Linked DNA regions of Homo sapiens: region 1 is linked to region 2. The links are chromatin contacts, found by Hi-C in ENCODE. All regions are on one chromosome and are shown on one strand. Each heading gives the region's core, a stretch centred on a gene start or an enhancer-like site at or near the end of the contact. The rest is flanking DNA. Distances are from core to core; before and after follow the strand shown.

The links. A loop is a pair of places that touch in the nucleus more often than their neighbours do. Pooled maps may share reads with other maps.
Region 1: a pooled map of gastrocnemius medialis shows a loop between it and region 2 (8-fold over the local background). The contact joins two enhancer-like sites. A Hi-C loop is called at or near these places in 2 of 168 maps with a recorded cell type or tissue (left cardiac atrium and right cardiac atrium) and 4 of 50 pooled maps.

What each region holds. Positions count from the first base shown.
Region 1 is chr5:67,805,848-67,810,315 of GRCh38, reverse strand. No RefSeq gene overlaps it. Among named protein-coding and RNA genes, the nearest start is that of LINC02997, 15 kb to the right of the region's middle. RefSeq lists a silencer at 442-501. Within about 2 kb of position 1,766, at least 4 of the 41 ENCODE cell types and tissues checked have a DNase peak (open chromatin) inside an H3K27ac peak, as active enhancers do.
Region 2 is chr5:67,674,780-67,679,894 of GRCh38, reverse strand. No RefSeq gene overlaps it. Among named protein-coding and RNA genes, the nearest start is that of LINC02242, 31 kb to the right of the region's middle. Within about 2 kb of position 2,119, at least 2 of the 41 ENCODE cell types and tissues checked have a DNase peak (open chromatin) inside an H3K27ac peak, as active enhancers do.

The sequences.
Region 1 (4,468 bases), core at 517-3,016, 130 kb before region 2:
GCATTAGTGAGCCTATAGAGGAGATAAAAGACAGTGATGTGCTAAAGAGTCATGAGAGTCACTTCAATTTCTGGTAAGATGGCAGACTAAATAGTCTCAAAATAAGCTCTTTTGTACTATCCCAACATACAATTCAGAAAGAATAGAGAGTTTTTTTGAATGCACAGCCAAACTAGCAAGAAAGTAAGGAAAATCCTAAAAATCAAAAGATAAAAACTAAACAATTATTTAGAATAATACTTCACACTGAATCTCGCTGAGGCCATCTACCAATATGGAATTGTAATGGCAACACCCAGGAGAGGAGGCGAAGATGGAGCAGAAGATGGAGCCTGTGTAAGGAGAAGCGTGAGAAGGGGAAAGTCCCATAAATTCAGGGCCCTGAAGTGCTACCCTCTCAGTGAAACTGCCTTTAAGGAGATGACGAGAGAACTGTTTCTTTGTTTTAAATCTAGGAGGAAGAAAAAAATAATTGTCTCTCTCGAGAATTCATCACCACAGCCCTGCCCTTGTGTGGGTTTGAGGTTTAAATTTATAACACCTGCATGAGCTGGGAAACCCTAAACCGAGAAATTAACACAGTAGTCCCAGTCTGGCAGTGCCTGGGCACCTGGCCAAAGCCAAAGAAAATCCTCTGCTGAGTCTGAACTGAGGGCCTTCTGAATTCCAACAGGTTTTACTTGCTCAAGTAGCTCAAACGTATTGAAAGTCATATAAGAAACATGCCACCATGATTGAGATTCAAAGAATGTTGACAGTTTTAAATGCTCATAGAATAAATGGAGAAACATCAATAATTAAAGACCTAAGTATACAACTTAATAAGTCAGGGGAAGAAGACAGAAAGAAGAAAGAAAGGAAATAAACCATAGAAATAAGTAAAAACAAGGATATAATAAAGAGAATTCAAACATATCAGAAAGTGGGTCATTGTAAGGCCTAGTTAAATAGACAAACCTTGGCAGGAATGATCAACAAAAATGGAGAGAAGGTGCGAAGAATATTAGAAAGTGAAAGGGGTACAAGACTGATATCGTAGAGAATAAGAAGAAGTTAATGTCACAGAATGAATTTATGACAGTAAATTTGAAAACGGATAAAATGGACAATTTTCTATAAAACCAAAACATAAAATTGATTGTAGAAGAAGTAGAAAACCTGAAAATGTCTATTACTATTCCAGAAATTGGATCACAATGTAAAAATCCACCCACTGAGCATACAATGAGAAAGTGCCGTGGGTAGCGGATAGGAGAAGGGTACCCTCATCTAGGCTCAAAGCCTTCCTTAACTGGTACATTTCAGCTGAAACCTGAGTGGTGAGAAGAAGTGAGCTATGCAAAGGTCTGGAGAACAAAATTCCAAATGTAAGGAAAATCAAATGCAAAGCCATCTGAGGCAGTGAGAGAAACAAAAAAGGCAGAGAGAAACGAACAGAAATAAAAGTTAAATGAAATAAAAAAAATAAAATTCTTACACTTGTAAATTCCTAAACAGCTAACATTTATTAAGTTCAAATCTGTGCAAATCATAGAGCTCTGAGTTTTATATACATGATTCCCCGTCCTCAAACATCTTTGCAAGGTAGGTTCTATTCCCATTTTGTAGAAGGGGTAGCTGAGGCTTAGTGCGGTTAAATAAAGTGGCCCACAGACACAGAGCTACTGAGTAGCAGATCCAGGACTCAAACTGGTCTGATATGTAAGCCTGAAGTTTGAACCACTTGTGCTGTGCCTGAGGAGAAAGTGCCAAAAATAAATGCCAAAGGCTGGGGCGAAGGCTTTCATGTGTGGTCACTGGTTCAGCAGCATCATCATCTCTTGGGACTTTGATAAACATGCAACTTCTCAGATTCTCAGGCCTCATCCCAGACTTGAATCAGAAACTCTGGGGGGTTGTGTCCAGTAATCTGTGTTTGTTAAAACACAGTTTTAACAAACCCCTTAGGTGATAACCTCTAGTATAGAGCAACTAGAAAGGTAGAATGTGGTGATGACAATGACACGGACCTAAGAGTTAGACAAACTGGACCCCTGGTTTGAGTCCAGCTCTGCCACTTCCTTATATACGATCTTATACATCACTTAAAATTTCTTAGCCTTGAGTCTCTTATCCATAAAATGGAGATAATTATAGTATGTACATTCAGGTTTTTGTGAGAATTAAGTAAAAACAAATGTAAATATTAGTAAATCAATGCCCTGGCACATTAAGTGTTCAATACATATTTGCTGGTATTCCTCTCTCTCATGCCTGGAGTCTGTCTTCCCTTAGCCTTTCCACAGGTACTCTGCATCCTCACTTTGCACTGGGGAAGAGGAATTAGAAAGATGGAACTATCTGGAGTCTTTAAGTCCAGGTGAAAGATGACAGTATAATATAGTAACTATACTAGAGCAATAGAAGTGGAAAAACAGAGAAGGGGAGGTCTCAAGAGTGGTGTCTAAGGAAGCATGGTTGGAGCTTGGTGCCTGATCAGATGTGGGGAAGAGCAAAACAAAGAGAGATGACTCTGGGCCTCTAGTTTGGCTGACAAGTGAACTGTGGTTCCAGTGAGAAAATAAATTTAGCTGCAAGAACAGGCTTGGGGTTATGATAATGTGTTCATATTTATATTTAGACAAGTGAGTGTGAAGGTGTGTGGGTGGCAGACAGAAAGAGAGAGAGAGAGACTGGAACTATAATATCAGTTGACAACCTGATCTTCCTTGTAATGGAAATTGCCACCTTCTTTCTGTGGGTACCAATGTGTTGTTGGAGAAGGGTGCTACTTGCCAGCCAGCAGGCCCTGCTGGTCATGCCACATTCTGTCGATACCCAGCAATCATGGCTAGGGCTAAGCACAGCCTTAACACAAGGAAGTGTCATTCAGGAGACAGACTGTGGGAAGGGAATGAAGCCATCACTAATGAATAGGCTAATAGGACTTGATGAGCAGTGAAAATCAATGAGGTACAAACTGCCTGCCTTAAAAAATGAGCAAGGTAAAAATGGAAGAATGCCAAACCACAGTTTTATCTCCAGTCTGTGCTAGTCCTCACCTACTGAAACAGAATTCACACTAATCTTGCACCATCCCTGTCATGGTCATGGGTCATGATTATGGATTATGGGTCATAGTCATCAGTTCAGTTTATCCGATTCCGTAATATTAATTATGCATCTAAGTACTGTCGGCTAAGATACATAATTTATATTAATTATGGGCTAAGTACTGTGCAAGACACAGAGACTGCAATTTTTGCTACTCTTCGTCCTCTGCATAATCATCACTATTATTTTATCGCTCAACATTACCTATAAAGTGCCAATAGATCTCTTTAGCTGCTGCCTGTCTTGCAAAATTGAATCACTGTACTCAATTAAGACTATTTGTTATTTTTATCTGTCCTCCAGCCAGCACATGCTGTGTCTGTGTCACTTTACACCATTATCTCTAGAACAGGGAGCACCCATGACATCTGAAGCTCAAACTCTCTTGAGTACAATTCTCAGGATCTCTGTGGCCAGGCTTCACACTAGGCTCATGAGTGCATTAAAAGACATCCAGATCCACAGGAAGGAAGGCACTGATGCTGACTGAGATCTCCCACCCTGATTTCCTACCTAAGAAAGCAAGTGAAAAATAAGCCCTTCCCAGACAAACCCAAAGCCCTTAGAGTGGAGGCAAATCCTCCTCTGGACACAGATACTAAAGGATTCTGAGTTGACAAGATGAATTCAGCTGTTTCTACATCTTAAATAGTGTGACACAGTGAAATGATCAGTAGATTAGAAGCCTCGTATTCTGTTCCCAGCTCTGCTTCCTTGGGTAAATCAGTGCATTTTTCTGGGTCCCAGCTTTCTTACCTGTAAAAATGGCCACATTCAAAGCAAGCCAGAGTGTTTTAGTTTCTAAGCTTCTCCGTAACTTAGTTACTCACTAACTGCTTTAAGTAAAGGAGGCACAAAGTAATGTTTTACATTTTCAGGAATGCATATCCCTGGCCAATGCCATATCCCTTTTTGGTGGTCTAAGTTGCTTGTTTGCATCTGAATGCCCTGGACAAGCCACACATGGATTTCTTTGTTTAAGAGAAGAAGCACATGATAGTCCTTTGTCTGCATAGAGGTGGATTCTAGCATAGAAGCCATGCCCCACATGGGGCCTTTGTGGTGCTCTGTTGTCTACCATGGGTCCTCTGATGCGTGACTGCCTAATAGGACCATTAGCAGCCTGAACCACCTGATTTTTCAGTGTTTGTGCCTTCTGGTTTCAAGGCTGCCACTTCTCTTGACAAGTGGTGTCTGTAAATACGCAGACCTCTGTGGCCGCCTGGATTTATGAAGTAATGCTTTGACTAACCCATCCACTTAATGGTCCCTGGCTCCTGGTGGCTCCTCACACCTGTCCCAGATCCTGGGAGACTGCCTCCATTCTCAACGCACTTGGTTAGCTCAGGCCCAACACCTTGGCCTTTGTCTATGA
Region 2 (5,115 bases), core at 870-3,369:
AGAACAGGACTTTAGTGTGGAAATGTCACTTTCTGCTTAGCTGTATGTATATAGATATAGATGCAGGTACATATAAGGATATTTATATATGCATATATAGAATATCTACATAATCAGGGCTTTATGTCTCAAATCTCTGTGTGTGTGTGTGTGTGTGTGTGTGTGTGTGTATGCGCGCGTGCACGTGCGCATGCGTGTGTGCATGTGTGTGGGTCTCAGAGCTTTCCCTGGAGCATGCATAAGGTCCAACTTGACCTATTTTATATGGCTACAGCAATCTGTTAGCTTGGGCTTTTTGGCAGCCTCCCTGGATTTCTGGAGTTATGTCCATCTGCTTCAGCTGCAATTCAATGTTTAACATCCGTGTAACTTAGAAATATAAGTTCAAAATCAGTCTAGGTGTCCTCACTTTATATTGAGGGACACATACTCTTTGTGTGGTTTTGTTATAACCCTCCTATAGGAGATGTACTTTACTGAAAACAGCTTGAGACCTATCCATCATTGTTCTCAGGCAGTTTCTGTTCCTCATTATTCAGGATAATTGAGAAGCAGCTGCATTTGTAAAACAAAGTCCACTGGCTGAGCTTCAGCTTCTTGCATCTATCCTACACTGGATGGCATTAGCAAATGGCATTGGTAGCAGATCAATTCTTGTACCCAATAGCCTAATGGCTTAACTGCTTGACACAATAATTTTTATGGTCTGCAGAGATGTCTACACCGGCATGGGGCAAGCATAATGTTGTCTGGACAAGTAGAGCCACTACTCCAGGAGAATATACATATTAGCTGGATTGTTGTTGGAAGAACTGTTTGAAAATTCTTCCAGGAGGGCGTAGGAGGTGGTAATGAATTGCAGGCATAATGTCAGATGGGTCCCCACCGTCCCAGCTTACAAGTCCCATAGTTGGTTACAGATGAAAGTCCACAGAGATAGATAAGGAGATGAAAAATGCTGGCTGCTTGAATCCCTCCTCCTGTGAACTCATTATGTGCATAAAGTGAGAGAATACTTTAATGAGACCCCAGACTTTGGGAGCCACAACCATGTGAGCATTCAGAGTCAAGAAAGACCTGCATCTGAGACCGCACGCATATTGCACAATCTTTTCATTCATTCCCCCCAACCTTCCCAGCCCCAGAAATAGAACATTCTATAGAGAGCACCATTCAGAGATATTGAGCCTACATCCTACAAGAAATCATGCCTCATGACAAGCAGATTCTTAATGTCTGCGATCAGAAGGTGAGTACCTAATCCAAGTCCAGCATTCTCACTTTCTAAGCTTCCATCTATCAAAGTCACTGCCCCTCATATCATTTCCATGTCCCCAGATATTGTTCAGACTCTTCTTGCTGCACTTCTTTCAGCCATTCTCTTTCTTATTCTACTCTGATACTACTCGTTGAGTGGTTATTGGTGACTTGTAACTTTGCTCATTTATCAACGCTATGCCCAAAGCAACAGTAGAAAATTCGTGGGATTTGGAGTGAGGCAGACTTAGATTTTATTTTATTTCTTTTGTCTGTTAGTAGCACAGCTTGAACAAGATGCTTAACTTCTCATCTGTAATCCTTGCAGGGTGGCTGGAAGAATTAACTCATCCCTTCAGTCAGCAAATGTTCATTAAGCATCCTAAAGCAGGAAAAGCATAAAGCGCAGTACCTAGCACACAATAAGTACATAATAAATAGCAATTATGCTTATTTTTTGGAGAAAATTGCAATAGAAATGGAAGTAACATTAATTACCAGTCTGACCTAGATCCCACATCCTTAGTCACTTTATTCAAAGCTCAGTAAATATTGATCCATTGAGTATTGTTCCCCTGACTTTTGCTGGTCCTCTAATTTCTAGTTTATTCTCACTGTATACAGAATTTCTTTCTTGGCTTGGCTCCTCCAGAATTCTCAGGTTATCTCAGCCCTTGTCTTTTCCTCTGGATAATGTAATCATCTACAGGAATTTGAACTCCTTCGCAAGCTACATGTATCAAGTAACACTCACTAGAACAGTTCCTGTGATGAGGTGACACTGCATGGCATTCTGCAAAACCTCCACCTGCCATATGGTGTGGCAAATGTCATGAGGTATTGCTTCCTTCATTCCAGTGCAGCTTGCCAGAAACCTGATGCCACCTCCGCAACACACAACACCAATGGCTTAACTGTACTCAGGCTGTCAAAAGTGACTACTTTGAATGTTCTAACCCCATGGATTCTCTCAAGTCTCCACAATCCAACAGAGCTTGGGTTTCCTGAGTTCATCCCCCTCAGTACAGCTCTCTAGTTTCATTTTAATTGTGTTGGTTTTCACCATCAGTTCTTAGAATTGGTTCTAAGTTAACAAGAGTGTTCCTAGCATAATTACCAAGTGACTGTTTGTTGAGTATTTGTGGTTAATAAGCCCCAGCTAATAATCTCAGAACTTTAAGGAACTTGTCTATAATTGTTTATGAGTGTTTTGACTATTGCATTTTTTTACTTAGAAAAAAACCACTAATTATGATTGCATTTTCTGTTTGGCGTAGAGCTTATTTATGTCATTAAGTGACAGCTTCTACAACATGGGTATCTAGAGGGCCTTGCTTTTCTTTAGCTGAATATATTGCCTAATTTATAACCACATGTATAGCTAATTGGTCAAATTAGTTGTTTTACATAAAAAACCCTCAAACAGCAAGGTTTTAGTTTACTTTTATTAGTGATATCTTTAAGGTTAGCTATTCAGCAACATAATTTATTCTTGACCTCTCCCAGCCTGTATTTATTAATTGCCTCACTGCTATTTTTATATTTGTTTCTAGAGTTGCTAATTCAAATCCCTAAATGAAGTGGTAAGAGAGTGGCATGAAGGAGAGGGCTGAAAAGATGAGCGTATGCCCCACATAGGCCTGGAAGTCCAGTGTTTCTAGGGATTCAGATTGTTCAGAATATTAATAAAATAGATATCTGAGGCCAAAAACTATTGATAAACCAGACTTAATTTATGTGATAGCAGTTTACAACCGCAGATTTACTGTATTAAAGTTTTTGTTTCCATAGTATTCTTTAAATAATAGAGGCCAAGGCACTCTCACATTGAGGTCTATGTAATCAGAGACAGAGTACATTTCATCATGCAAAGAATATTATTTTGTGATTTCAGACATATTTTGGAGTTTTAGAGGTTTATTGGTTGATCTGACAACCTTTTATTGCTTTAGAGAATGTATGAAAGACAGAGAAAGAGAGAGAGAGAGGAGAGAGAGTGAAATGACCCTCTTTAGTTCTATATCCAGGCTTTTCCTTGTTAGTATAATGTATATGCATTTGTAGGACTTGAAGTGTTTCTATATTCGTAATAATCTCTCAGAGACTTTTCTCTCATAGTTATTAAAGCTATGGTGTTTGTATAATTCAGATTTTCCCCATTAATCTTAAGGATCTTGGCAAAAGAAGCATCTTACTAACATTTTGGTTGACAGATCCACAGATTTGTTACTGAGTGCTTGATAATGCTCTCTCCCTCTGGTTGGCATATCATGTTCCCCTGACTTTCACAGAATGTTAAAATGTTACTAGAATCTAAATTCCCCATTTTCTTAATCATCTGTTTCCTTACAATTTTCTGGTATGCTCTTATTATTATTTTTTTTCTGTGTGCCCATCCTGCGGGGAAGAAAGAAGTCATGGCCATTGTGGGTTAGCCCTAGTCTCTACTGGGTACCTAGACAGGGAACCTGACAGAATCTTAGTAGGCTCACATAGAGATAAATGCTTCTGGAGGGAGGAGACTCAAAGGAGAAAAAAGTGAAAGGAAAAAAAAATTTCATCCTTTTAAAAACTTTATGATATCTTTGACAAGTATGATTGAAACTTCTGTTGGAGAACAACTAGGGGACCATGTGCTTACCTGAAAAAGCTCTAGCCCTTCCTAGTAGCCTTTACTATCAGCGCCTGAAGACCACATATTTAATGTTCAAAAGCATACTTCCCTTTTCAACAGTGTGTGCTAATTCTTAGATAGATCAGAAGAAATATGATCTGTTACTTAGCAGAGATTTTGCTTATTTTACCCCAGCAGGATATTTTCTTACTCTGGTAAATTTCAGGTTCCCTGTATTCAGCCTATTTTTTCAATAAATTGGTTTTAAAATTCAACAGAAGACTAAATTTCTGGAGCATTCATTGAGATCGTTGGAATCATGATGTGGTAGATACTGTCACATACTACTCAGATGGCTCCTTTAGGGCCGAAGTGCTCATTTCCTCCTCTAACAGGACTGTGGGCTGCTGAGGACTCACAGTTGAGCCTTTACCCCATAATTGCCCGCAGACAAAGGGAGCTGCCTTACTCAAGTTTACACAAATTTTCTGGAGGCAACTTGTGTCCAATGACTGGTTCAAGTGGCCTTCTTGCCTCAAGTTGGTACACCACTAAAGCACCATCACAGTGCCATAGACCCCAGTGAGGTCAGTTAAGAACTCTGCTGCCACCACATTGTAACTCAATTTCTCCTTCTCACAGCCTTGCTTCACTCATTTCTCCTGCAAATTTCTTGCAAAAAAAATCTCTACTTCAGGGTCTGTTTTCTGGGAAATCTACAAAAAGAGTTGATACTGGCAGTAGCACTAGGAAGCAGACTCTAAATTGGAATTTTATTTGAATAAAGAACTTGATTACCTGCCCGTCAGCTGCTAATGAAGACCCTGTCACTAGTGGTAGGTACTAATAGCCCCCAGTGTGCTGGAGTAGAATTATTAATGCTATTATTATCAGTGGTGAACCAAAATGAGATACCAGCTAAAACAAATGCACTTATTGGTGTAATGTCTCAGGAGAGTTTGAGAAGTATGGAGGAAGTAGTATTTATAAAGATTATGCATTTGGATGGCTGCTCTGGTGCTACTTTATATTGGGAAAAGACAGCACAATACGAGGAAGATACTCCTCGACCTAAGATAAACATGAAGGTTAGAGGGTCTTACTGGCAACAGAAGGAGGCTCATCTCCAGCAACTGAAAGGCAGAAAAATCTGAGAACCAGACTCTTCCTTAATTATAAGAGTATCAGAGCTTCAGAGAAAGTTGAATTCTCAACCTCAAGCACTTTACTTCACAACAATCAAT